Regions from separate parts of the Homo sapiens genome. Here regions 1, 2 and 4 are each linked to region 3. The links are chromatin loops, found by intact Hi-C in ENCODE. Cell type or tissue: MCF 10A. All regions are shown on one strand. Links, peaks and the distances in the headings refer to the core of each region. The heading gives the core; the rest is flanking DNA. Region 1 holds the start of CREBRF (CREB3 regulatory factor). Region 2 overlaps LOC105377732 (a long non-coding RNA gene). Region 3 holds the start of STC2 (stanniocalcin 2). Region 4 overlaps LOC124901138 (a long non-coding RNA gene).

Region 1 (6,256 bases), core at 473-5,472, 270 kb before region 3:
TTAACTCCTCTCAGTCTTAATTTTCCTGTCTGAAAAATGGATATATTACTACTGCATGTGCTTGCAGGGAAAACTAATTGAGATGATAAGCCCACCATATAGCACTCGTTCAATAAAGGGACGCTGTTGTTATTAAGAGGATCAGTAAGTGCAAGAAAACGACCATGTGTCACGGAGGTTTGTTTGTCTAGGCGCTTCTGTAGTAGTGGCATTCTGGTTGTACAGTCGTATACGGGTCTCTCTCTTCAAAGGTGCACGCAGTCTGATTGATCCCTGTGCCTCGGAATCCGTGCTAAATAAATATTGAGTCGGTGAATGAATGAACGAACGACAAAAGGCAAGGTTTGTCTCTCACTTAATTAAGACGTTCAGATGGGGAGAAGGTCCATCACCCATGACATCGATACAATCCCCCTACTAATCAAGTTAGCCACTTCAAGTTTCAGTGAACTTAAACTACAAAATGGGCAAAAGGACACCTCATGCCTCACAGCGCAGTTCTGAGATCTGATAAAACGCTAGATTTGAAGCCTTTGTAAAAAGGAACATCCTCTCCCATCCTGGGCGTGCTGCCGGGTATCGCAGACGGCCCACGCCCACACTGCAGAGGCCGGCACCGAGCCCCCGCTCCGCCCTCTCTTCCTGGTTTTTCCCGGCAACCCGCCCCTCCGGCGACACGTGACAGGGGTGCCCGGCCGGACTCAGCCCCTGATTGGCCGGGCTGTGGAACGCCTCGCGATTGGCCCGAGGCCGGCGGGCCCCCGCCTCCCTCCTCCTCCTCGCCGCGGCCCACGTGAGGGGGGCGAGTCACGCGATTTCCGGGAACCCGTCAGGAAGGACATAAACAAAACAAACCCGAGGCAGCATGGAGAGGGGCCGTGGCCCCTGCAGCGGAACCGGACCCAGTCCCTGAGCCGCCCCTACACCCACAGGTGAGCGCCGCCACCCGCTGCTCGGAACCCCCAGGGGCCTGGGCTGGGGGAAGAGCGGAACGGGGGGCGGAGGGCCGCTTGCCTAGGAGGCAGCAGCGCTGGGGCTCTGGGCCGGGCCGGCGCGGGGCGGGGGCCGGGACCACGGCCGAGTGCTAGGGCGCGCGGGCCTTGGGCCACCGCCTGCAGGTCACGGGGGCTCCGCTCCCCTCCCCCACCCCCGGCCCGGGACGGTTACATAAAAGCGCGGGGCGGCGGTAGATGGGACTCGCGGGCGGGCAGTAGGCTAGGCCGGGGATGGGCAGCGCCGGGCGTCCGTCCTGCCGGGCCGCCCGGCCCTTCCCCGCTGCCTCCGAGCCCGGGGCCGCTGCTGCCGGCAGTCGGCCTGTCAGAGAAGAGAGCGGGTGGGAGGGGCCCGGGAGGGGAGGGGAGGCGAGACTGGCGGGGGAGGAGGGGAGAGAGGGGCGTGTGAGGAAGGGCCGGGGCCGCGGAGGTTGGAGCCAGGCTGGCAGGAGACGAAGAGGCGCGGGCTGGGGCTAGGGGGGTCCGAGCAGGGCGTCTCGGGGGTAGCCGCTCCCCCTTCTGTCCCCGCCTCAGAGGCGACGGGCGAGGGGCCTCCCTCCCGGGATTTGTTTATATGTCTTCTCAAAGCAGCTTGAAGCGGCTGAGGGGCGGAGCCCTCAGAGCTGAGTGGCAGGCTCTGGCGTCCAATGGAGCGGGCGGATGGAGACTTCTGCACCAATGGGCGTGGGGGAGGCGGTGCCGCGGGGGGGCCACTAATTGGTTAGGCTGTGCCGGAGGTGGGCCGGGCGGGGCAGCCATGTTAGATGGGAGGGGACCAGTGGTGGTGGGTCACTGAGAGGGGAGGAGACAGGGCAAAGGGCGAGGGAGCCGGGCCGGGGGTGTTTCGGGTGTCCGAAGGCGAGTCCGATCGGACCAGGAAGTAGCTCAGGGGAGCCTGACCTCGACCCGCCTTTCTCCTCACACGAGCTGAGGAGGCAGGGAAGTACCGAGGGCAGTCAAGCCTCCCCTGGGGGTGGTTCCTGGGACTAGATGGAGCTCAGTCTCTGGATTCTCCCTCTTTCTCGGCCCTATGCTTCCTGACAGACCTGGCCGCCAAACCCTGTAATCGCCCTCCTTTAACCCAAGAAAGCAAGTCTTTCTGCCGTTTCTGAGCTGGCTTGAGCCTTAAGACTACCTTAAGGAGGTACTTGGATAAATAGCGGTCTGAATTTCTGTACCAGGCCTCAGATAAGAGACAGGCAGTGAAGGGGAAGTTTTGTAAAAGAAAACGGGACTAGAAAAGCCGAGCAAGTTGAGGGCTGGGCGGGGTTTCTTTTTTTTTTTTTTTCTCATCAGGATGCCTTTTAAAGATTAGGCCCCGTGCTTGTCCTAGTCTTAGTAGTAATTTGCCCCTCTTGCTAACATAAGTTGGTAGTCCACATTAATCAGCTTCTTGAGAAAACTGAGCCCACAGGAAGTTATTTAGTTTCGAAGGTTCTTTGGGACTTTTCTTGCGAATACCCTGCAGGTGAAAAATAGGATCAAGGCCTGGAATTTCTTTTTTTTTTTTTAAAGCAGAAAACAAGACTTGGGTGTAAATCTTGTGATCTGTCGTAAACTAGTTGTCACTTGATTGTACTTTTAAATATCTTTAATCTTTTAATCCAAAATAGGATATACACCAGAGGCAGGGAAAAATGGTATGAATAATTCGAAAATAACTTATTTTAATCTAATTGTATTATGGTTATTTTGGCATCCTTTTGGCCTTGTTAAATGCTTAATTTAGGTTTGTGTTTACATCGGATTACAACCTGTGGCTACGTTGGTATTGTCAAGGGTACCAAGCTCTTGATGGCATCTTTGGTTAAGTACTTAGGCGTAAGAACATGCCTTAGATAGATCATGCAGGGGCTAATCAGAGTTAGCTGTATTAAGAATTTGCATTATCTTCTATTTTATTAGTTGGAGAAAAAGAATAATTGGTAACTGATTCATCAATTTTTTTTTTTTTTTTAATTTGAGACGGAGTCTCGCTCTGTCGCCCAGGCTGGAGAGCAGTGGCCAGATCTCGACTCACTGCAAGCTCCGCCTCCCGGGTTCACGCCATTCTCCTGCCTCAGCCTCCGGAGTAGCTGGGACTACAGGCGCCCGCCATCACGCCCGGCTAATTTTTTTTGTATTTTTAGTAGAGACGGGGTTTCACCATGTTAGCCAGGACGGTCTCGATCTCCTGACTTCGTGATCCGCCCCCCTCGGCCTCCCAAAGTGCTGGGATTACAGGCGTGAGCCACCGCGCCCAGCCTCTTTTTTTTTTTTTTTTTTTTTTTTTTTAAGACGGAGTCTCCGTCTGTCGCCCAGGCTGGAGTGCAATGGCACGATCTCGGCTCACTGCAACCTCCGCCTGCCGGGTTCTAGCAATTCTCCTGCCTCAGCCTCCCGAGTAGCTGCGACTACAGGCGCGTGCCACCATGCCTGGCTAATTTTTTGTGTTTTTAATAGAGACGGGGTTTCACCACGTGCTGGTCAGGCTGGTCTCGAACTTCTGGCTTTAGGTGATCCACCCACCTCAGCTTCCAAAGTTCTGGGATTACAGGTGTGAGCTACTGCGCCCGGCCTGATTCATCAATTTTTGTAGTACTTTGGCATGACTGACTCAGTTCTGTTAATAATGATACATAAAAACGTAATCCCTGATTATTTGATAAACTTGAATTCTTACGTATAACTTTTGCAGTAAATAAGGGTATTAGCTTATTTATCAGTTCTTCTTTTTCTTTTTTTTCTTTTTTTTTTTTTTTTGAGACGGAGTTTCGCCCTTGTCGCCCAGGCTGGAGTGCAGTGGGAAGATCTCGGCTCACTGCAATCTCCGCCTCCCGGGTTCAAGCAATTCTCCTGCCTGAGCCTCCTGAGTAGCTGGGATTACAGGCGCCCACCACCACGCCCGGCTAATTTTGTATTTTTAGTAGAGACGGGGTTTCACCATGTTGGCCAGACTGGTCTTGAACTCCTGACCTAAGGTGATCTGCCTGCCTTGGCCTCCCAAAGTGCTGGGATTACAGGCGTGAGCCACCGCGCCTGGCCTATCAATTCTTATTTTATCAGGTGGCATTGTGTTGCTTTTGGAACCCTAGCCCTTACAATGCCCTAATTAGTTTAACAGAGAAGTATAGTGAAAATAAAAATAAACACTTTTCATTGATACTTAGAATATTCCAGGCAGTTTTCACTGTTGCATCGGTTGATAAAGTCAATCAGCATTGCTTATATAATGCTCTCTTATTCTAAGAATGGCAAATAGATGCAATAGAACTTATTTGGGTATAATTCCTTCATATGACTGGTATATCAGCTTTGGGTTTTTTATATTCATAAGCATAGAAGAGGCTAAATAGCTCCCGAAGAGAGTCTGGATGCTCCATTTACCATCATTCTCTGTCATGGCAGGTGAAAGCAAGCTTTTATATAGACAATGTTCTACTTAGTTTACAGGGTGTCTACTTAGTTTACAGGGTGGATGTGTGTGGGTTCTGGGATACTAGTGTAAGAAGTAAAGGAATAACTAGCATGGTTCCTGGTGGTGGTTAAATACAAGTGACAGTGAAGTACAGTAAGTTTGTGTGTTGATTCTGTTAATATAACTCAGTTTTTAAAAGATAAAGAGAACTGAAATCACTGTTTGCTTTTAAAGCTTAATTTTCAGTCAAGATCGGCATCTATATATTTATTTAAAAAATACATATATATATATATGTTTTTTTTTTTTTTTGAGACGGAGTCTAACTGCGTTGCCCAGGTTGGAGTCCGGTGGCGTGATCCTGGCGCACTGCAACCTCCGTTTCCTGGGTTCAAGCGATTATCCTGCCCCAGCCTCCCGAGTAGCTAGGATTACAGGCGTGCACCGCTATGCTCAGCTAATTTTTGTATTTTCAGTAGAGACAAGGTTTCACCAAGTTGGCCAGGCTGGTCTTGAACTCCTAATCTTAAATGATCCGCCCGCATTGGCCTCCCAAAGAGCTGGGATTACAGGTATGAGCCACCGTGCCCCCTCTAGTTATGTGATTTTGAAATGAATTAGCAGTCGCTTGTTTCCAAGTAGGGTTGAACTTGGATTTTTTTGAGGAACAATTCACTGACACTTTCACCATATTCAGTAGCTCATTTCGGGATAGGTAAACTCTTAGACGAGACATAAATTTGTCAGATAATTGGTTCTGATTATTTTAAGACAAGGGTTGACAGACTTTTTTTTTTTTTTTGGAACAGGATCAAATAGTTAATATTTAGGCTTTTTCAGCCTTCCAGTCTCTGCCACAACTACTCAACTTTGAATCTGTAGCATGGAAACAGCTGTAGAAAATATGTTCTACATATTTTTGGGCTCTATTCCAATAAAACTTTATTTACAAGGTCAGGCTGTGCCTCTATTTGTGCTTCCACGGCTATAGTTTGTCAGCCCCTGTTGTAAGACATCAGTCATTGAGGTTTTTTGTTTGTTCGTTTTTTGAGACAGAGTCTAGTTCTGTCCCCCCTGCTGGAGTGCAGTGGCACGATCTCGGCTCACTGCAACCTCCGCCTCCCGGGTTTAAGCGATTCTCCTGCCTCAGCCTTCTGAGTAGCTGGGATTACAGGCGCCTGCCACCGTGCCCAGCCAAGTTTTGTATTTTTAGTAGAGACGGGGTTTCACTGTGTTGGCCAGGCTGGTCTCAATCTCCTGACCTCCTGATCTGCCCGCCTCAGCCTCCCAACGTGCTGGGATTACAGGCGTGAACCACCACATCTGGCCCAGTCACTGAGTTTTAAGTACTTAGATGTTAAGGTATTTCAGAATATACAAATAGACACTTTAGGTACATTTGAGCATTTGCAGATTGTACAGTCTCCTGCCTTGAAGAGAATTTTTAGTACAAGAGCATATGGCAACATTGTATTTTGTATTTTTCCTTCGTTTACATATAAATGTTTTCTTGAAAAGCTGTTTAAAGCAAATATTGGTATAAATCCTGTTGATTTTAGAGATGCAGTCTGATTGAAAAAACTTTGGCCCTAAGATATATTCAGGATATGGTCCTCTTGAAGTTTCAAAGCACATTTAGCATATAATCCTTAACAAAGCTGTATAGCTGTTTCAAGAGATGATAGTCACGTGAATAGTCAACACATGTAGTTCTTATATTCAAATATGCAGTTAATTTAGAAGTTAAGACATTGAGTGCTCATTGCCTGAGATGCTTGAAGAATTAAAGAGAGTAGGATGCTTTTTCCAGGCCCAAAAAGATACAGGTTACCTCCTCTCTTTTTCCAGGGAAAATGTCAAGTCGTGC
Region 2 (6,256 bases), core at 1,059-6,058, 170 kb after region 3:
GCAGAGAGGGTGAAGAATGGGTAGGGGTGCCAGGGTGAGAGGTAGGCTGAGTAATGGCCTCTCAAATGTCCATGTCTTAATCCCCAGGACCCTACATGGCAAAAGGCTTGGCAGACGTGACAAAGTGAAGAGTCTTGAGATGGGGAGATGATCCTGCATTGTCTGGATGGGCTGGGTGTGGTCGTGACAGTTTTCATAAGAGGGCTGCAGGACTACAGTGAGTACGAGACGCGATGATGGAAGCGAGGAGTTGGAGTGATGGGAGGAAGTGGTCACGAGCTAAGGATTGTGGGCAGCCTCTAGAAGCAGAAAAAAGCAAGGAAATGGTTTCTCCCCTCAGTGGCTCCAGGAGGAATCTGCCCTGCGAATTCCTTAACTTTGGTCAGTGAAACTGATTTTTAAAAAATTTTAGATTCATGGGGTAGATGTGCAGGTTTGTTACAAGAGCATATTGTGTGATGCTGAGGTTTGGCTTCTGTCGCCCAGATAATTGAACAGAGTGCCCAGTAGAAAGTTTTTCAGCCCATCCCCTCCTCCCTCCCTCCCTCCCTCCCTCTCTCCCTCTCTCCCTTTCTACCTCCCTCCCTCTCTCCCTCCCTCTCTCCCTCCCTCCTTTTGGAGTCCCCAGTGTCTATTGCTCTCAACTTTACGTTTGTGTGTACCCAAGGTTTAGCTCCCACTTCTGAGTAAGAAAATGAGATATTGGTTTTCTATGAAAGAAACTGATTTTGGACTTCTGACCTCTAAAACTGTGAGAGGATACATTTCTAATTCTTTAAAGCCACTGACTTAATGGTAACTCATTACAGTGGCTGCAGGAATCTAATACACATGGTTTTCTTTCATTTGGTCATCACAACTTTAATGCATATCTTCCATGATGTGTCAGGGGGACTTTTTCGCATATGGTGCTTCCTGCAGGGGCAGCGGGAGATGCCACAGCCATTTGGTTCTAGCCAAGTCGGTGATTGGTGGAGTAACGTTGAGTGCCCTGCCCTTCACAGGCTCCAGCTGGCTTGGTCAGATCAGCAGGGCTCTGGGACCAAGCTGAGGGGCCAAGGTATCTTGGCTTCTGTGGAGTAGGGTGGCCATTGTGTAGCATCCTCCCTAGGAAGTCTGCTTGTGCTGAGGACAGGGGGTCCTGCTGGCCCATTGAGTCGTGGGACCTATATTAGATTTCTGTCATCATAAACTTAGCAGCTTAGAACAACATAGATTTATTCTCTTGCAGTGCTGGAGGTCACAAGTCCAAAATCAGTCAAGGTGTTGGCGTTCCAGAGGTTTTAGGGGAGAATCTGTTGCTTTTCTCTTTTCACCTTCTGGTGGCCACCTGCCTTCCTTGGCTTGGGGCCTCTTCCTCCATCTCCAAAGCTCATCACTGCAGCCTCTGCTTCTGTCACCCCATCGCCTTCTCTGACTCGACTCTTCCTGCCTCCCTTATGATGAGACAGAGCCACCTGGGTAATGCAGAATCATTTCCCCATCTCCAGATCCTTGACTTAGTCACATCACAGAGTCCCTTTCACCATATAACTAACATTCATAGGTCCTAAGAATTCGGATACGGGCATCTTTGGGAGCCATTATTCAGCCTAGCACATGCCCCGCTCAGAGCAGGAGGTTGCAAATGTCCTTTGAACTTTGGTAGACCCCTAGCCCACAGCTGTCCCTGGAAGGCCATGGGCAGTGCTCAGGGTCTGAGGCCAGCCTTCCTCTGTGTGCATGTGAACACTACTCAATTTGAGGGCCACTTGCAGCCACCATTTGGCTTTTCCTCAATGCATTTGCCCCCCCCCCGCTCCCCGCCCCCCGCAAAAGGGATCTTCAACAGCCTTTCCCAAAAAGAACATAGAAATGTGATCATGTACACATCTGTACACACATGAACAGATGTGATCACGAGATTTTGTAGAAATCACCCAGAGCTTGCTGTAGGACTCAGGGAGCTGGGTTTCAGCAACCTGTCTGAGAAGAATTCAAACACATCTGTGATGAAAGGCCTGATGAGTTTCCATGGTGCTCTTCCCAGCTTTCTTCCTGAGAGGGTTCCTAACTTCTCTGAAGTCAAGTTGAGCGTCCACATCTAAAGCCCCAGGTAAGTTCATGGTGACCAGGACTCCAGTTAGTGGTTACTTGTCTATCTCCACAAGGATATTTCCTACAACAACAGGAGTTTGGGTACCTCCAGAAGAAATGCTTGGGCCTCAGCAACGGTGCCACATTTAAAGGTTGATGGGGGTCACTGGAGGTAGGTGGGGTCTCCAAACACAGCTTAGGGAACACTGGGATGGGTAGTGAGAGAGAGTGAAGGGAGGGCTGCATTGTGAACCTGCATCTTTCTAAAGAGAGGAAGCCTTTGGAAGGCACCTGAGGACTGAAGACAGGGAACCCAAGCTATTTCTAAACTGCCATGATTGATTGTATTGTGTGCAGGCAGCCTTTGCTTATGAATGAGCTAGGAAATTTAGCTGAAAATGTTACAAGCCGGGCTAGGCGCAGCGGCTCACATCTGTAATCCCAGTGCTTTGGGAGGCTGAGGCAAACAGATTGCTTGAGCCCAAAAGTTCAAGACCAGCCTGGGCAACATGGTGAAACCCCATCTCTACAAATAATACAAAAATTACCTGGGTTGGATGGTTCACACCTGTAGTTTAAGCTACCCAGGAGGCTGAGGCAGGAGGATCACTTGAGCCCAGGAGGTTGAGGCTATAGTGAGCCACGATCACTCTACTGCACTCCAATCAGGGCTACAGAGTGAGACCCTGTCTCAAACAAGCAAGCAAACAAACAAACAAACAAACACACAAACAGGCAAACAAAAACAAAGACGAAAATGATAAAAGCATAACAGACTGGCTTATGCCATATCTTCATCCATTAGTGCTGCTATAACAAAATACTCCAGACTGGGTAATTTATAAAGAAGAGAATTTCATTTCTTACAGTTCTGGAGGCTGGGCAGTCCAAGATCAAGGCACTGGTACGGGTGTCTGGTAAGGGCTGCTCTCTGCTTCCTAGGTGGTGCCTTGTTGCCGCGTCCCCAGCCGGCAGAAGGAGGAAGGGCAGGAAGGACTTCAACTAGTTCCCTCCAGCCCTTTGAGAGGTCAGGAATCCATTCATGAGGGCTCTGCTCTCACGTCTTAATCACCTCCCAAAGTGCCTGAATGCCTTGTCTGTTAATACAACCCCAGAGGGATTACATTTCATAGAAATTTTGGAGGGGACACCTTCAAATCATAGCAAGCTGGAAAAAAAAAAAAAAAAAAAAAAAAAAAAGAAGCAGAGAGAGAGAAGGTTTTTTTTTTTTTTTTTTTTACACTCAAGTATCTTTATAGATTTACAGAATTCATAGATAGAGCCTGCCTCCTTCAGGCACAGCTGGATCTGGAGGCCCAGATGTATCATCAGGTTTGCATCTCTCCCTTCTGCCACATTCCCATTAGCACCCTGTTAACTCTGGCTTGCTCCCTATCACTAAGCAGCCTCAGTAGAAAGAATGATGTTTTTCCCAGTAATTTAACAGAAGTTGTTGGGCTAATTCTCACTGGCTTGGTTTGGGCCACGTGACCATCCCCAAACCAATTCCCAGGTGGCAGGGAGGATGTGGTGCTCTGATTGGCTGGGTCTGGGTCCCATGTCCATCCGTGTAGCCAAGACCTGGGGTCAGATATGGCTGAACCACAGGCCTGAAAAAGGAGGAAGATTGGCTTCCCAAGAGAAGTTGGGTGCTGTTAACAGAAGATGAGGTGCAGATGCTGGTGAGGCAGCAAATGCCCATGGGAACTTACAAAGTAGAAGAAAGGGCTTTATTAAAAGGCAACAATTATCTGTTAGATTGCTTGCTAGTAGAAGGAAGGGGCATATGTGTTGCTTTTACAAATCTTTCTAGAACATTTTTTCAGAATCCTTAGTCCTGCTCCTTAGTTATGGGAGGACATATTCCATGAGACTTTAAGACAACTGGGATTATTTATTTAGTAAACCCTACAAAGAGAACAAGACACTAATTCTTTTTTTAAAAAAGACATTTGCAAGGTTTTAGAGTTCAGAGAATGATCTTTCCCAAGTGCTCTTCAGTGGACAAAATGAATAAAAATTTATATACATTGCTTATCAATGTATACAAATTATACCCAGAAATTCCATTCATTAAACTGCTCTCAAATGAGAGACATGGGAAGGGAGGTCCTGATGCTCTTGGACACACAGGCTCTCCTGATGCTTTTAATAAGGGAGGCTTGTTCCAGCCAGTTGTTCTGGCTGTGGTCCAGTGAAGCTTGTTACATTCTATCATCTCCCAAATTCCTCTTCAATTTCCTGTGAACTTTTTCCTTTTTTTCCCCATTCCTTTTATCTTTTTTTGAAATTTTAAAAATTCCATTTTCAGCATGAATCTGCTTCCCGGCTATTTATAAGAGCTGTGTGCCACCAAGAGGTGACTGGTTTTTCAGAAAGAGACAGAAACATTTTGTTTTCTGTGCCCTTCCTGAACTTGAATGTGGAGTGAGATGTGACCAGACCCAAGGTTTCGCTCAGGTGCCACCGTGGCTAGAGGATGGCAGTAGCAGTTAGGACACATGGCAAGTAACAACAACAATAACAAACAAAAATAAAAAATAAAGCAAACCAATACAAACAAACAAACTCCTCAAACTGGCTAACATGTTACAGGAATGTATTGGCTCCTGTAATTCAAATGTCTAGAGACTGTAGGGCTTCAGGCACAGTTTGATCAGGCTTCAGCATTGCTTCTCTCCATGAAAGGAGAGATTTTCATCTGTTTTATTCACTAATGTAATTGAGGCACCTGGAAAAGTATCTGGAACAATAAATATTTTTTGGATGAACACAATTATCTCAACCTCTGCCTTTCTTTCTCTGTGAGTTGGTTTAGCCTCAGGCAGTACAGAGCAGTGGATGGTGGGATGATGTCTTCCCTCTCTCTCTCTCTCTTTCTCTTTCCTCCTTTGCTTTCTCTCCCCCCATAGTGCACCCACTTGCACTATTACCTAAATCTTCACAACTGCCCAAGGCCTCTAGCATTTTACAGAGAAGGAAACTGAGGCCAGGTCTCTGAAAGAATCTGCCTTTAGACAGTCCTTTCATTCTCCTGTGAAAGACCGTGGCAGATACATTTCCACTTTAATCTCTCAGCCCCTACCTTGGTTTACATTCCAAAGAAACAGCTGCCTCCCAGCCAGCTGGACAAGGAGCTGAAATTCATTCACTAGTCCTGCTGGACTCTCTGTTCTCAAATAGGCAACACAATTCTTTCTTATCATAACTGCTGTCAGTTTGTGAAAAGGGAACACGTGGCAGCTTGACCGCTCCACTGGGACAGCCGTGAACCACTGCCACCGCCACTGTGGGGAGAAGCACTGAGGTCACCCTAGGCCCCACTCAGGCTAGGTCTCTGGGGCTGATGGGCTCTTCTGACTACAGCTGCTTTGAATCTAAACTCTCCTCTGTGGAGCGTCCCCCAAAATCACACTGTTTTTTTAAAAAAATAACTAAATGTACCCTGATTGGGAGTTAACTGGATTTCCTGTTATTTAAATATTCAAATATTTAAATGTTAGTTAAATATTCAAACATTTAACACCTTTTCGTTCTCTGATTTGAGAATGTCTCATGTCCTTAGGATGAGCCTCCTGGTGGAGGAGAGTGCTCCTGCCTCTCCTGCCTCTCTTTATGGATTGTATGTCAAGGAGACACCCGCAAGGACTCTGGTGGCCTGGACATACTTCTGGAAGACTGACTCTTCCAGACTGATGAAACCAAAGGTGAGAAGGAGGCACGAACAGAATCCAACAAAAATTACACAGTTTGAGCTTCAGTCCAGACCCCAGGATCAAAGGCAGTGTGTAACAGACCCCGCGTAGTAGCCAGAACTTTTTAAACAGGACTGTGTTGCCAGGCTGAGAATCCACAGAGGCTGGCCAGAGATAACACAAGGAGAAACCAACAGTCTCTCCAGTTTTGGTGTGGAATTTGCAGTAGTAGCCTGGGCCAGGGTCCACAGCATTGCACGCATGCTCCACTAGGTCATTTTAGCACACTGCATTTTCTAACTCTTCGTGAACTCAAACTAAGAGAAGACATCATTAGCAACCTGATTTCCGAGTTGTTACTTCCTCTCAATCCCCTAAATCCCCCATGCAGGTAAAATGGGGAACTGTGTGATGGATAGCAGAGCGGGTAGGTGAATGTACATCTGTTGAACAACGCTTCTTGATGAATGGATGGAGACCGATCT
Region 3 (6,256 bases), core at 660-5,659:
AGTCGAAGACTGTACTTCATCAATGAAGTACCCTTCTCTACTTGATCTGTAGAAGTTGCTGCTATTAAATCACAGCCATTTGCTTCCTGACCCCCAAATGACAGCATCTAAAAAGCAGTTTCAATTCAGCTTTATGATTCAACACCTAAAAATCAAAACAAAATTCCTATTAAGGCAGTGCCTCCCAACCCTTCGCATTAAAATACCAGCTAGGGAAGCTGCGGTTGGCGAGCAGGCTTAGGAGTGGAGTCAGCTGGGGGCGAGCCTTCAGAAACGCCACTATCAGAGGTTGCAGGCTCCTTTTAATTAGGGATCCGGGTGAGGTATCACCCAATCCCCTAGAATTCCCGCAGCCCGGGAGGAAGCTTGCAGCCCTTCACCGAATGTGGCCCCCAGTCCTCTCTCGGAAGGGGCAGACGGAGGGAGTTAACTGTCAGGCTGCAGCGTGCAAAGCCTCTTCCCTCCCTTTCCACTACCCAAGTCTCTGATTTAAATCAACCACAAAATTACATCAGAAAAGTATATTTTGGAAGAAGGGCGGGGTCGGAGCAGATAACCCGCATCAGATTAAATCTAGCCAGAGAATGAGGGGCGTGTATTGTTGAGGGTCACCGACCACCGAGAATCAGGTTCAGTTCTCAGAGGAAGCGCCAGAGGAGGGGGAGGGTGGGCGAGGGTCTCGGGGTGGTGGGGGTGCCGGCCCCAGCATGTGGAGGCGACAGGATCCGTAAGACCCCACGCGCCGCCGGGGCAGGACCGCACAGGGCCGCCATTCACTCACTTGGGGCGTCCCTAATGGGCACTCGTGCATTCCAGCTCGTGCGGTGAGCGCACGCACGCCGCCGCTGCCGCGTTCACACGGCCCCCCAAAGTCGGGGGAGGGGTCGTGGAGCGAAGGAGCTGTAGGCAGATTTTCTTTCTCTTTCCGAGCTGGGAAAAGGGCCAGCCCCGTGCCCTGCACGCCTGGCTCTGCTTTGCAGCTTGCCGGTGAGCCAAGAGCCGGTAGAGCAGAGGAGGCGCACGGTTCGGGTCGTGTCACCATTTCTTGGCTTGCTGACCTGGCCAGGAGCTGGGGATGGCGGCAGCACCGCGGAGGTACGCTTTGCGCTGCCCTCACGCTCCCTTCCGAAAGCAGTGCCCCCAGGGGGAAAGTTCGCAATGCCATTTGTCTCGCCGGCAAAGTTCTGGGATGTCGGGCATCTTTTGAGGAGGGGGAAGACGCGGCACCCTTACTGAGGCCGGCAGGCCAGGAAGAGAAGTTCTCCGGGCGCAGGGCGCAGCCCAGCTCCGGGGACCCTCTGGGCCTCCCGCGTGCCGGCCGGGATGAAGCGCGCTTTGCACCGGACCCGGGATTCGGGGGCGGGGGCTGGCGCTGGCAGCGTCAGACGCTGCTTCATTTCCCCTCGACCCTGGGGAGGACAGCAACAAGTCCTGCCCCAGCCATTTCATCACCCTGCTAGCACGTGCAGATTCCGGGCCCTCGGAGCCCGGCGCGGACCTCGCCTTGCCTCGCGCTTCCCTTTGCACGTCCCGTGCCATCCCAAGAGTTTGCGTGGCCCTGGGTGGGCGCCTGGCTCCCGGCGAAACGCCTGGGGCGCGCCGCGTGGGTGCACGGTGTCCTCTCCCAGTAGCTCCCGGCTGCGGGGGCACATGCACTTACCTGTATTCTGCAGGGACAGGCGGCCTTTCTGCTGGGAGCTCCTGTCTTGGGGACCCTCGGGTGGGTTGGTGGCGTCGGTCCCCCGCGCCGGGTCAAAGGTGGCCAACACCAAAGCCAGGGTCATGAACTGGCCCAGCCGCTCGGCACACATGGTTCTTGGTATTAACCTCCCGTCGGGAGACCTGGATCCTTTGTGCTCCCCTCTTCCTCCTCCTCCTCTTCCTCCTTCGCCGCTTCCCCTCCTCCTCCCACTCTTCCTTTTTGCTCGCCTTTTCCCTCCTCCTCGCGGCCGCGGCTCGGATAGAGGTTACCCAGCGCCCTCCCGTAGCTCTCCGGAGAGCATGTGACCAGGCCGTTAGCAGCGCCGCGAGTGCCCGGCAATGGCAGGGATGGTGCCTCAAATATCCCTGGAAGCTCTGGTGTCACTTGAATGAAGGAGTCGAGCAGGTGTTGTCCCGGCGGCTGGACCAATCCGAGACCCCGGCCCTTTTGACAACACGGCCGGGAGGCGGGGCCTGCGCTCAACTACTACAGGAGGAAGCCGAGCGCCGCTGGGAGCGCCGGACAAAGTTGCCGACCTGGCGGCGGCCACGCGTTTGCGTGCGTGTGTATGAGTGTGTGTGAGCGCGGCCGGAGATGCGTGCGCGTGTGCGGGTGCTCCAGGGCAATGGTCGAAAGGACTGTACAATATAAGAGCGAATCCAAGCTCCAGTTGCTGTTAAAGGGGGACGGTGTGCTCTGGGACAGTGTCCCTGGGGCCCCTGGCTCGCGTCACACCCACATCGGGTTGGGAAAGTTTCCTCTTTCCGCCGTTTGGAATTCAGTGAGATTCCCAGCCCAGAGGACTTGATAAATTGAAGCAGTTTCCTAGGCACAATGATGCTGTGGGCCAACTGAGCACACATGGGAATTCCTGGCCTTGTGACACTTTGCATTAAAAAGAACCCCACGATTGAAGATAGGAGCAGAAGCACTAGATACAGTATTTGGTCTGAGCAACTGCCCTATCTTCCCGCTTTGGTGGGCCGTGCAACACCTGGAGTGTCGTTTCTCGTCTTTCCCCTAATCCAGACGCATTCCAGGCTGGGCTGCAGGGATCCAGGTGACAGTCAGGACTTGCATCATTTCCAGGAGGGTGGCAGGGAGGCCCAAGGCAGCCCTGAGTCAGCCCGCCGCGGAGCATCGCGTGCCCGGAGGCCAGAGCTTGAAAGGCAACTTTACGCGTCTCCAAACACACTCCTGCATTTTCTCAAAGCGCTGCTCGCCACCCCGCTCCGGGTTCCCTTTTACTCTCCAGTCATCCGATGGAAGTGGTGAGAACAAAAACAAAGACAAAAAAGCTAAATCCGGGGAAGTTATCTCCATCTCCTCCCTTTTCTTGTTCGGCCCCCTCCCCAAGAACCGCCGGGTCGGGATAGCCCCCGGCTACTTTCTCACCCGGCCCGTGGAGGGAAGGAGAAAGTTGGGCGCCGCTTGGAGCGCCTCTTCCCCTGCTGTGTGTGTACGTGTGCACGCTCACGTCTCCCCCGCGCCGGGGCCGGGGACAGGAACTGCTCTCGGTCCCGTCACCCCACGGCGCAGCTCGGGGGGCTCGCAGGGCTGGGGGAGGGCGGGGACACGAGCGCCGCGCCCAAGCGCCCCAGGGCACGCACCCGGCGTTGGCGCGCACTCGCCCCTCCCCCCGTCCCCACCCTCCTCCTGGAGAACAGGTGAGCCCCGGTACCAGCTCTCGATCCCCCACCCCCGCCCCGCGCCCCGCCCGCGCCCTCTGCGGTAATGCGCCTGGGAAGTTTCATCACCCACTGCCCAGGCGACGCGGCCCTGGGTCTCCGCGGCGGGGCGCACTGCCCGCCTGGTTGGGGCCGCCATGTGACACGGCTGGGGGAGGGGGCGAGGAGACACGCGGGCAGGTCATCTTTTGGCCGGCGCTTGACTTCCAAAGCTTTCCTTTCCCGTGTCCCGGCTGCACGCGGGAGTGGGGAAGGCGGAGGCGGGGGGCCAGGATGGCCACGGCTGGCCGCAGCTATCCGGCGTGTCGAGCTCTCCTGAGTCGGAAGGAAGGAGAGGAGGGGGTGGGGAGGGCGTCTTCAGAGTGGGCTTCCCCTGCGCTGGAGCGCCAGGGAGCATCCATAAATTGTCACTTTGAAGGTCCGAACCTGCGGCGGTAGGGACCATGCCCACTATTCTAATAGCAATTACTCCGCGCAGCCTTGGATCTTTTGTGCAAGGACGTGCGGGTACAAATACATTAAAACGGCCAGTTCACATTGCCCACCCTGCTTGTGTTTGCATAGTTAACTTAGCTTCCTAGTTTATGGAAAACTACCTCCTGTAGATCCTTAAAAACAAAGCAAACAAACGACACAGCGGCATTCTGGCCTCTCCTAACTAACTCTTTAAGGCTCTGAATTTCCTGAGAACAAGTAGCCATTTGGTCCCACTCCTGCTTATGGGTACAGCTGGGTAGACTTTCTTTCTATGTGGCCTCTTTTGTAGGAGAGAACATGAGCAATATTGACATTAAGAAGGCATCTGGTCACCTGTTTTTTTTTGAGAAGCAGAAATAGGAGAGAGCTCCATGGGGCAGGAGCAAGCCCTCTTTTGCCAGATGCAGACACTTAGTGTGCTGGGCAGAGGCCTCCCAGGATACCTGGAGCGATGGCCAGGGGGATGGAGCTCTCCCTGCTCCTGCTTTGCCCAGCCTTTGGCTAGGCCTACCTTTTGCTACCATGGGGCCCCTGGGGCTGCCCTCAGAGGACCTACATAGTTTCAAAGTTCGTCCTGAGGCTGTTTGCTCCTGCCTTCCAAGGGACATTCCTGGTTTTCACCTGAGCCAACTGCCCCTTTAGAACCAAAAGAACACATAGTAGCTAGAATTGGAGGTGGCGTAAGCACAGGCACTAGTTCTTAAGGGTTTATCTCTGGGCCACTTAGCCAAGTCCAAAGCATCCAGATAAGAATGCCCATCTGAGTCCGACCCGCCAAGGCTGTGAAAATTCCCTTGCAGAATCACTAGGCAGTTTGCTGAAATGGCCAGTCTAGGCCGCAGGGGTAGAAGTGGGATGGGGGCTCAGACTGGTGACTTTGTTGTGATTGACTCCCCCTCTCTCTGGCTGATTCCTTTAGCTTTATAACTGAGGCCAAGTTTGGCAGACTGTGGCTGATGAGGGTGGGGCAGGGGACAGTAATAATAATCATTATTACTATTATATAGCTAACATGACACCGCACCACACACCACACTCATGCCTTTGGTGTCCCTCCAGACCTAGGGCCCTCCCTAGATGGGAACTGAGGCCTGGGAGGTCTCCTGGATGGACCAGCTGCTGTCCTGAGGTTCAGCAGCACCTGTCTGGATGGGCCCTCCTCCTCAATTTAACGCATACACAGCCAGGAAGAGGCAGACATGACCTACCTTGTGTCATCCAGGGCCTTCTGTGGTTGACGCCTGGAGCCCATGTTTTCCTGTCTAAATCCACTTTGCTAGTTACATGCGGTCAACACTGAGTGGCAGGTTTTGGGGGAGGGGATATTTGGGTTAGACCATGAAGGATGGGGGAGGATAGTGACAAGTAGAGGCAAGGAAAAAAGTGGGCATGGGAGGTGGGAGGACCAGCAGGGCTAAATGCATGGAGAGGATCCGGTGGGATTTGTATCAGGAATAGGGGTTGCCCAGTTAGGTGTGAAAGTGGGACATCAAACTGGGGAAGTCGGCCAGGGCATGTTGTGAAGGCTGGGCTCCTTGTGACAAATCTGTGCTCCTCACGGAAGATCTGACGGTATTTAAGGATGAGACTGTAGGGCGCTTTAGACTAGGTTCTCTTTAGGAATTAGGAAATGCTCAGGGGCCCAGAGCTGCCATTGTGGAGAAAGAGCAGAGGAGTGGGAAGGAATTAGTTGGAATCTTCACGTGCGTCTCGATGCCCAGCAAGACAGACGTGTTCTTGCTCGAGTGTGAGCCGAAGGGGCTTTAGCGGATGGGCATAGTTCGTGGGTGCTGAGTCAGTGATGTGCAAGTTGACACGTGCTGCCTGGTCCAGGCTTTCTGAGTTCCGGAACCTGAGTGGAGAACATGGCTTACACGTGGGGAGCTCCACCCACTGCACGCCCCGCCCCCTTGGGGCCGACTGTCTGGGCTGATGGCACCACCTTATGGTCAGAGAGGGAACTGTCTGGCTACACAGTCCTCACGACTCTGCCTGCCTGGAAAGTTCTGATATTGGGTCTCCAGCCTTCTCCCCAGTTTCCTTTCCTTTTCTTAGCAAATCAATTAATGCAGATTTAGCCAATCTCCTCGCAATAACATGCCTTAATCCCCCCATCAAAGAGATCTCTTTCACACTTATTTTCCCTCTTGCTCCCCTATCCGTTGCTGTTTTCCTTTGTGAGTCTCAAATTTACCCTAATCCTGGCTCCTGTGCATCATACCTGTATGAAGGAAAATGAAAAAAGGTATCAAGGTGAAACCGGACAGAAAAAAATAACAAACTGCTGCTATCAGGCCTCCCAAATTATCTTGCAAGCAGAGGTCTCTCCCTAAAAAGCCTCCATCTCCCAGCACTTTGGGAGGCTGAGGTAGGTAGATCGCTTGAGCCC
Region 4 (5,000 bases), core at 1-5,000, 440 kb after region 3:
TTGGGGCCACATACACCTGCATTTGAATCTAGCCTTTCTGTGAATGTTCAGGAGGTCACGTCCTCTTTCTGTCCCTTGCAGTATCTCTGAAAATGAGATTTAGGGATGGTGGGTGTCCAGAAGATGATTTTGTCGTGTCTGGCTTGGGCCAGCAGTAGCTCTCTCCTTTATTTTGCTACCACCCTTTCCCTCCATCTCATCTCACTCCTCATGAGGGTATAGTTTAAAGAACAACCCCAGGAGAGGGCTAAGTTCAGTCTCATGAAGTGAACTCCTAATGGGGAATTTCAGGTAGCTGCTGGTGGGGAGAGGCATTTGAGGTGGCTAAGGTAGGGAAAATATGGGCTACTTGGCCACTGCTTTTAAAGCAGTGTTTAAAACTCTGCTCTGTTCACGCAGGGCTCCCCAGTGAATAGAGTGTGCAACTGGGAAGCGACAGAGTGATTTTTTTTTTTTGGAGATGGACTTTCACTCTTGTTGCCCAGGCTGGAGTGCAGTGGCATGATCTCGGCTTACCACAATGTCTGTCTCCCAGGTTCAAGCAATTCTCCTGCCTCAGCCTCCTGAGTAGCTGGGATTACAGGCACCCACCACCAAACGCGGCTAATTTTTGTATTTTTAGTAGAGACGGGGTTTCTCCATGTTGGTCAGGCTGGTCTCAAACTCCTGACCTCAGGTGATCTGTCCGCCTCGGCCTCCCAAAGTGCTGGGATTACACACGTGAGCCACTGTGCCTGGCCACAACAGAGTGATTTTTTTAAAGAAAGTGATAGACAACAACCTACGTCATCTTTGGGGTCAAGCTATCAGAAATAGAGCCTCCCTTGCCCTCAGATGTCTCCGTGCTTAGCCTGGCAAAGCTATGAGTAAGTGTGGAGCTCATTACAGGAGCCGGAGACACTCTCTTGCTCTGCCTTGAGTCAGGCCGCCTGGTGTTGATGAGTCACCACCGCCTGCCCTGGCCCCCTGCCTACCAGGAGGCCACTACCGCCGGACATTTTTATTTTCCTTTGTGGGGAAAGAGTCTGACCTCTGTGCTCTGTGTCTCTATCCATATTCTGCCTGTCCCAGACAGAGGCAAAGGTTCTCTGCACAGCCCTCCTTTTTTCAGGGAAACTGTGGGGGTGAGGGGGCCAAAGAGGGGAATCTGAGCAGGTCTCAGGCATGCAGATAATACAGAGGTAGGAGCCTTTCGGGATTCGCAAGATGCTCAACCAGGCACCATCCATCACTGCCAAAAGCAGCTGTTATGCAAAGTAGCTTAATTGGCCTACAGGTTGGTTGAGTTTTAAACCCACGGATTGTACCAAGGCAAAGGAAATGAAAATATTTGACAGATTCTGGGTGGGGCTGTGTGGTTTACACAAACATAGAAGAAAAACATCTGGGGCTAGAATGGGCCTCAAACGACAAATGTTCAGATATATAGTAATATAATACACAAACATATATATAATATATATGTGCTTTGTGCGTGTGCGTGTGTGTAAGCTGAGAGGAAGCACGCAGAAATGCAAACATCAGCAGCTTTTGGATATCTATATCTATATATAGATATAGATCTATGGATATCCACTATATGTATCTGTAAATGTAATGTAATATGTTCAAAATACAATCCCATGGAAGGTTCCAGACAGAGGCTGGAGACTGAGCCGTCACCCTGGGATTGAAGACAACGTGACGGTTCATTCTCCAGAGTTACCTCACACCTGGATAAGTCACAGCCGGCTGTGGAGGTCATCACTGAGTTGTGTCACACAGGGAAAAATTCATTCATCCATTTCTTCGTAGAGTCTACAGTTGTTGTTTTGAGTGTCAGTTTAGCAATCAGAGGCCTGGCTTTGAATGGCTTCCCCAGGAATCTGGGAAACTTGGGTAACTTATTTAACTTCCTTGGGTCTCATTTTCCTAGTCTAGAAATTGGTGTCTATTTCTTGGTCTGGAGAGGATAAAATGAAGTCATAGAGGTGCCTGGCATATAACAGAACGTGGTTCATAATCATACATAATACGTAATCATGTATTACTTTTTTTGACACACTTCAGTTGAGCACATATTTTGCGCCAAGTCTTGTGCTAAACACCAAGGATATAGACTTGTTTGATTCATTCATTTCACAGATATTTGCTGAGCACCTACTACGTGCTTGACAGACACTGTGCTAGGCTCCCAGGCTGGCAAGGGAGACAGACATTCAAAAAACTACAAATAAGTAGTATAGGCAGCTCCTCCCTCGCTGACTGCCAAAGCTTTGAGATAAAGACATCAGGCAAGAAAGGGGCAAGAAAATGCACAAATACCAGAGGTATTCCTTTTCCCAAGTCTCCAATGTGGGAAGAATATAATTCCGGGACTACTGAGGAGGGGGTTTGAGTAGGCAGCAAGGGGTGATGTGGATATATGCATGTATGTGTGTCTGTGTGTGTGTGTGTGTCTGCACCCATTTCTGTGAGTGTGTAAAATGTCTGTGTATATGCGCCTGTCTGTGTATTTGCATGACTACACATGGAAGAGAGGCAGGTGTGTTTGCATGACTGTGTGTGTGTATTTGTGTGTGTGTATCTGTGAGTCTGCACGTGTGTCTCTGGGGATGTGTGGGTGTTTTGTGTGTTTCTATACACGTGTGCCTTTTGATATGTCTTTCAGTGTGTCTACCTGTCTGCGTGTCTCTCTGTGCCTGTGAGTGTGTGTTGGTGTGTCTGTGAAGGTCTATGTGGGTGTGCCTCTGTGGGTGTGTGGCATGACTTGTCTCCTTTTCTGTCCTCAGTCGTTTCTGTGGAGCTGATCTAGCTTGTCCTTCAGAACAAAGGGAACTGACAACGTCAGTGGCTTGGGCTTTATCTCCCAGCCTGCCATCCTGTCAGAGGAAATGAAATGTACTTGGCACAGTCTGCTCCTTATGATGTCATTCTGGCTGTGACCTGCACATTCCGCTCTCCTAGGTATTTGTCTTTTGATTGCTTAACGAATACCTGCCAAAGATCAAGAGAACACGAGTGTGGGTTTTTTTTTTTTAAAGAATCATAGCTGCGGCCGGGTGGCTCATGCCTGTAATCCCAGCACTTTGGGAGGCCGAGGCGGGCAGATCACGAGGTCATGAGATCGAGACCATCCTGGCTAAAACGGTGAAACCCCGTCTCTACTAAAAATACAAAAAAAATTAGCTGGGCGTAGTGGCGGGCGCCTGTAGTCCCAGCTACTCGGGAGGCTGAGGCAGGAGAACGGTGTGACCCCGGGAGGCGGAGCTTGCAGTGAGCCGAGATAGCGCCACTGCACTCCAGCCTGGGCGACAGAGCAAGACTGTCTCAAAAAAAAAAGAACAAAAAAAAAAATCATAGCTGCATGGAATGTTAGCTGTCCATTTTCTTTGCTGTGAACTTGGGAGCCATGGTAAAGAGACAGCTTTGGCTTTGCAGTGGTGAGAGCTCGGTTCAAGTCTCCAGTCTGCCCCTTCAAAAGCTGTGTGACCTTGGAGAAGACAGTTTAGCTCTCTGAGCCAAGATTCCTTACCTTATGAGAAGGTTCCTTGGAGGGGCAAATATAACAATAGATGAAAACGTTTTCAGAAATCCACAAAGTCCTTAAATCATAGGATGTCAAGGCAAGGGGGCCCAGAGGGAGGACCCTGGGCGCAGATGTCAGGGAGATGTGGGTTTGGGCCCTGACTTCTTCCTTTCCTCAACATACGACACTGAGCAAGTTCCTGGACCTCTCTGAGCCTCAGATTGTCCCTCTGTTAAATAGGATAGCATCATATATAAAGCACTAAGGCAATGTGCTGGCCAATGTGAGGGCCCCTAAAACGGGAGCTGTTAACATTTTTAATACTACAAAGGGGCTGACAGCAATATTAATGTCTGCCCACTTTCACACTTTCAGTGAGTGTAGCAAATTAAACCTCTGCAAGCGCAGGTATAATGAATGCATAGTGTGACAGCAGTGATTTACTATCTCTCGTTTTTACTATTTCAAGATGCAACCTCAGCAGAGTGTTCTTGGCATTACCGCATTCTTGGCAAGCACCTTGCGTTTCATCTAGAACTCAGAGGCTGTTCTAGTTGCAGAGAGGAGCTGAGAACAAGGTGGCCTCTGGCCTACAGTGGTCCAGGCCAGCTGGCTGGGTGGCAGACTTCCCTAGTACCTGTCCCCAGTCTCTCCAACTGGATCCTTTCTACATGACGTCTTCACCTTCAGCAAAACCTCAAATCCCCCTTGTCTTTGAAGATGCTGTTCCCCCTGCCTGGAATATCCTTGGCTGCCACTCGACCCTTCAGCCAATCTGGGCTTGGATCCAGGTTCCTGTGCCCAGGCTAAGGCAGATATCCCTGCTCTGTGTCCCCAGTGCACCCTGCATTCACCCCACTGTGCATGACGTCCAGGGCATTTGAACCGTCTGCTTCTGTGCCTGGCCGCCTCCCAGAGGGTGCCCTCCAGGAGGTCAGGGACAGGGTATCCAGCAGTCCTCGGTGGATGTTTGCAGAGCAAGCACACAGAGATCATTCGTTTTCTGCCCCCACACCCTCCAGCAATACCTTCACATATAAATATATTCAGTTCATCCGAACTAATTCTGACAACCATTTGGCTTAATAGAAGAGATTTCAGAGAGCTGTGCCTCCTCTGTGGCTGCTGATGTTGGTTTTGAAGCAGATGGGTCTGTCTCCCTGCATCTGCTTGTTTTCAACAACTGCACCACGCAGGCCAGAGGACAAAAGGTTCCCAAGTCCTTGAGTAGCTTCAGCCTGAGTGTCAGGTCTAGCATGTGGGTTTGCCGTGATGGCAGTGGGCATCCATGTGGCTTGACGGCCTCCGTTTTGGAGAGTGGTTGGCAAGTCAGGCTCTGGGATTGGACTGCCTGAGTTGCAAGCCTCAGTTCTGCCACTTGCTAGCCATATGATGTGGGTGAGGTATTGAGCCTCTTTGGGCCTCAGTCTAATCATCTGTAAAACGGGGATGTGTAATAGTACCTACTTGCCCTGCTGGTTTTTGTTGGAAT

What was found. Peaks named below come from ENCODE experiments on the same cell type or tissue, not always from the same donor. Only the 100,000 strongest peaks of a DNase experiment are listed, where the experiment ranks them.
Region 1: it touches region 3 in a loop (6-fold over the local background); 7 of 110 quality-filtered maps call a loop at or near these places.
Region 2: a loop joins it to region 3, with 5 times the contacts of the local background. A loop is called at or near these places in 16 of 110 quality-filtered maps.
Region 4: it touches region 3 in a loop (3-fold over the local background); 2 of 110 quality-filtered maps call a loop at or near these places.

Annotation. Positions count from the first base shown.
Region 1 is chr5:173,055,548-173,061,803 of GRCh38, forward strand. It overlaps CREBRF (CREB3 regulatory factor), which reads left to right and starts at 805. Exons shown (of 9, transcript NM_153607.3): 1 at 805-932. RefSeq lists silencers at 556-1,065, 1,216-1,785. In MCF 10A, for the core only: a CTCF peak has its summit at 2,401; DNase peaks (open chromatin) are centred at 714 and 1,674.
Region 2 is chr5:173,491,047-173,497,302 of GRCh38, forward strand. It overlaps LOC105377732 (a long non-coding RNA gene), which reads left to right. Exons shown (of 15, transcript XR_001743001.1): 9 at 88-217; 10 at 2,030-2,095; 11 at 5,642-5,783. Among named protein-coding and RNA genes, the nearest start is that of LINC02995, 85 kb to the right of the region's middle. RefSeq lists a silencer at 2,150-2,313. In MCF 10A, for the core only: no CTCF peak of the experiment used is centred there; no DNase peak of the experiment used is centred there.
Region 3 is chr5:173,326,383-173,332,638 of GRCh38, forward strand. It overlaps STC2 (stanniocalcin 2), which reads right to left and starts at 2,032. Exons shown (of 4, transcript NM_003714.3): 1 at 1,661-2,032. The coding sequence starts at 1,811. LOC124901137 (a long non-coding RNA gene) reads left to right here and starts at 2,217. Exons shown (of 2, transcript XR_007059056.1): 1 at 2,217-3,369. RefSeq lists a silencer at 3,226-3,445 and an enhancer at 5,562-5,701. In MCF 10A, for the core only: a CTCF peak has its summit at 3,501; DNase peaks (open chromatin) are centred at 1,439, 2,129, 2,819 and 3,429.
Region 4 is chr5:173,763,695-173,768,694 of GRCh38, forward strand. All of the region lies in intron 1 of LOC124901138 (a long non-coding RNA gene), which reads right to left. Among named protein-coding and RNA genes, the nearest start is that of LINC01484, 20 kb to the left of the region's middle. In MCF 10A, for the core only: no CTCF peak of the experiment used is centred there; DNase peaks (open chromatin) are centred at 907, 2,917, 3,417 and 4,017.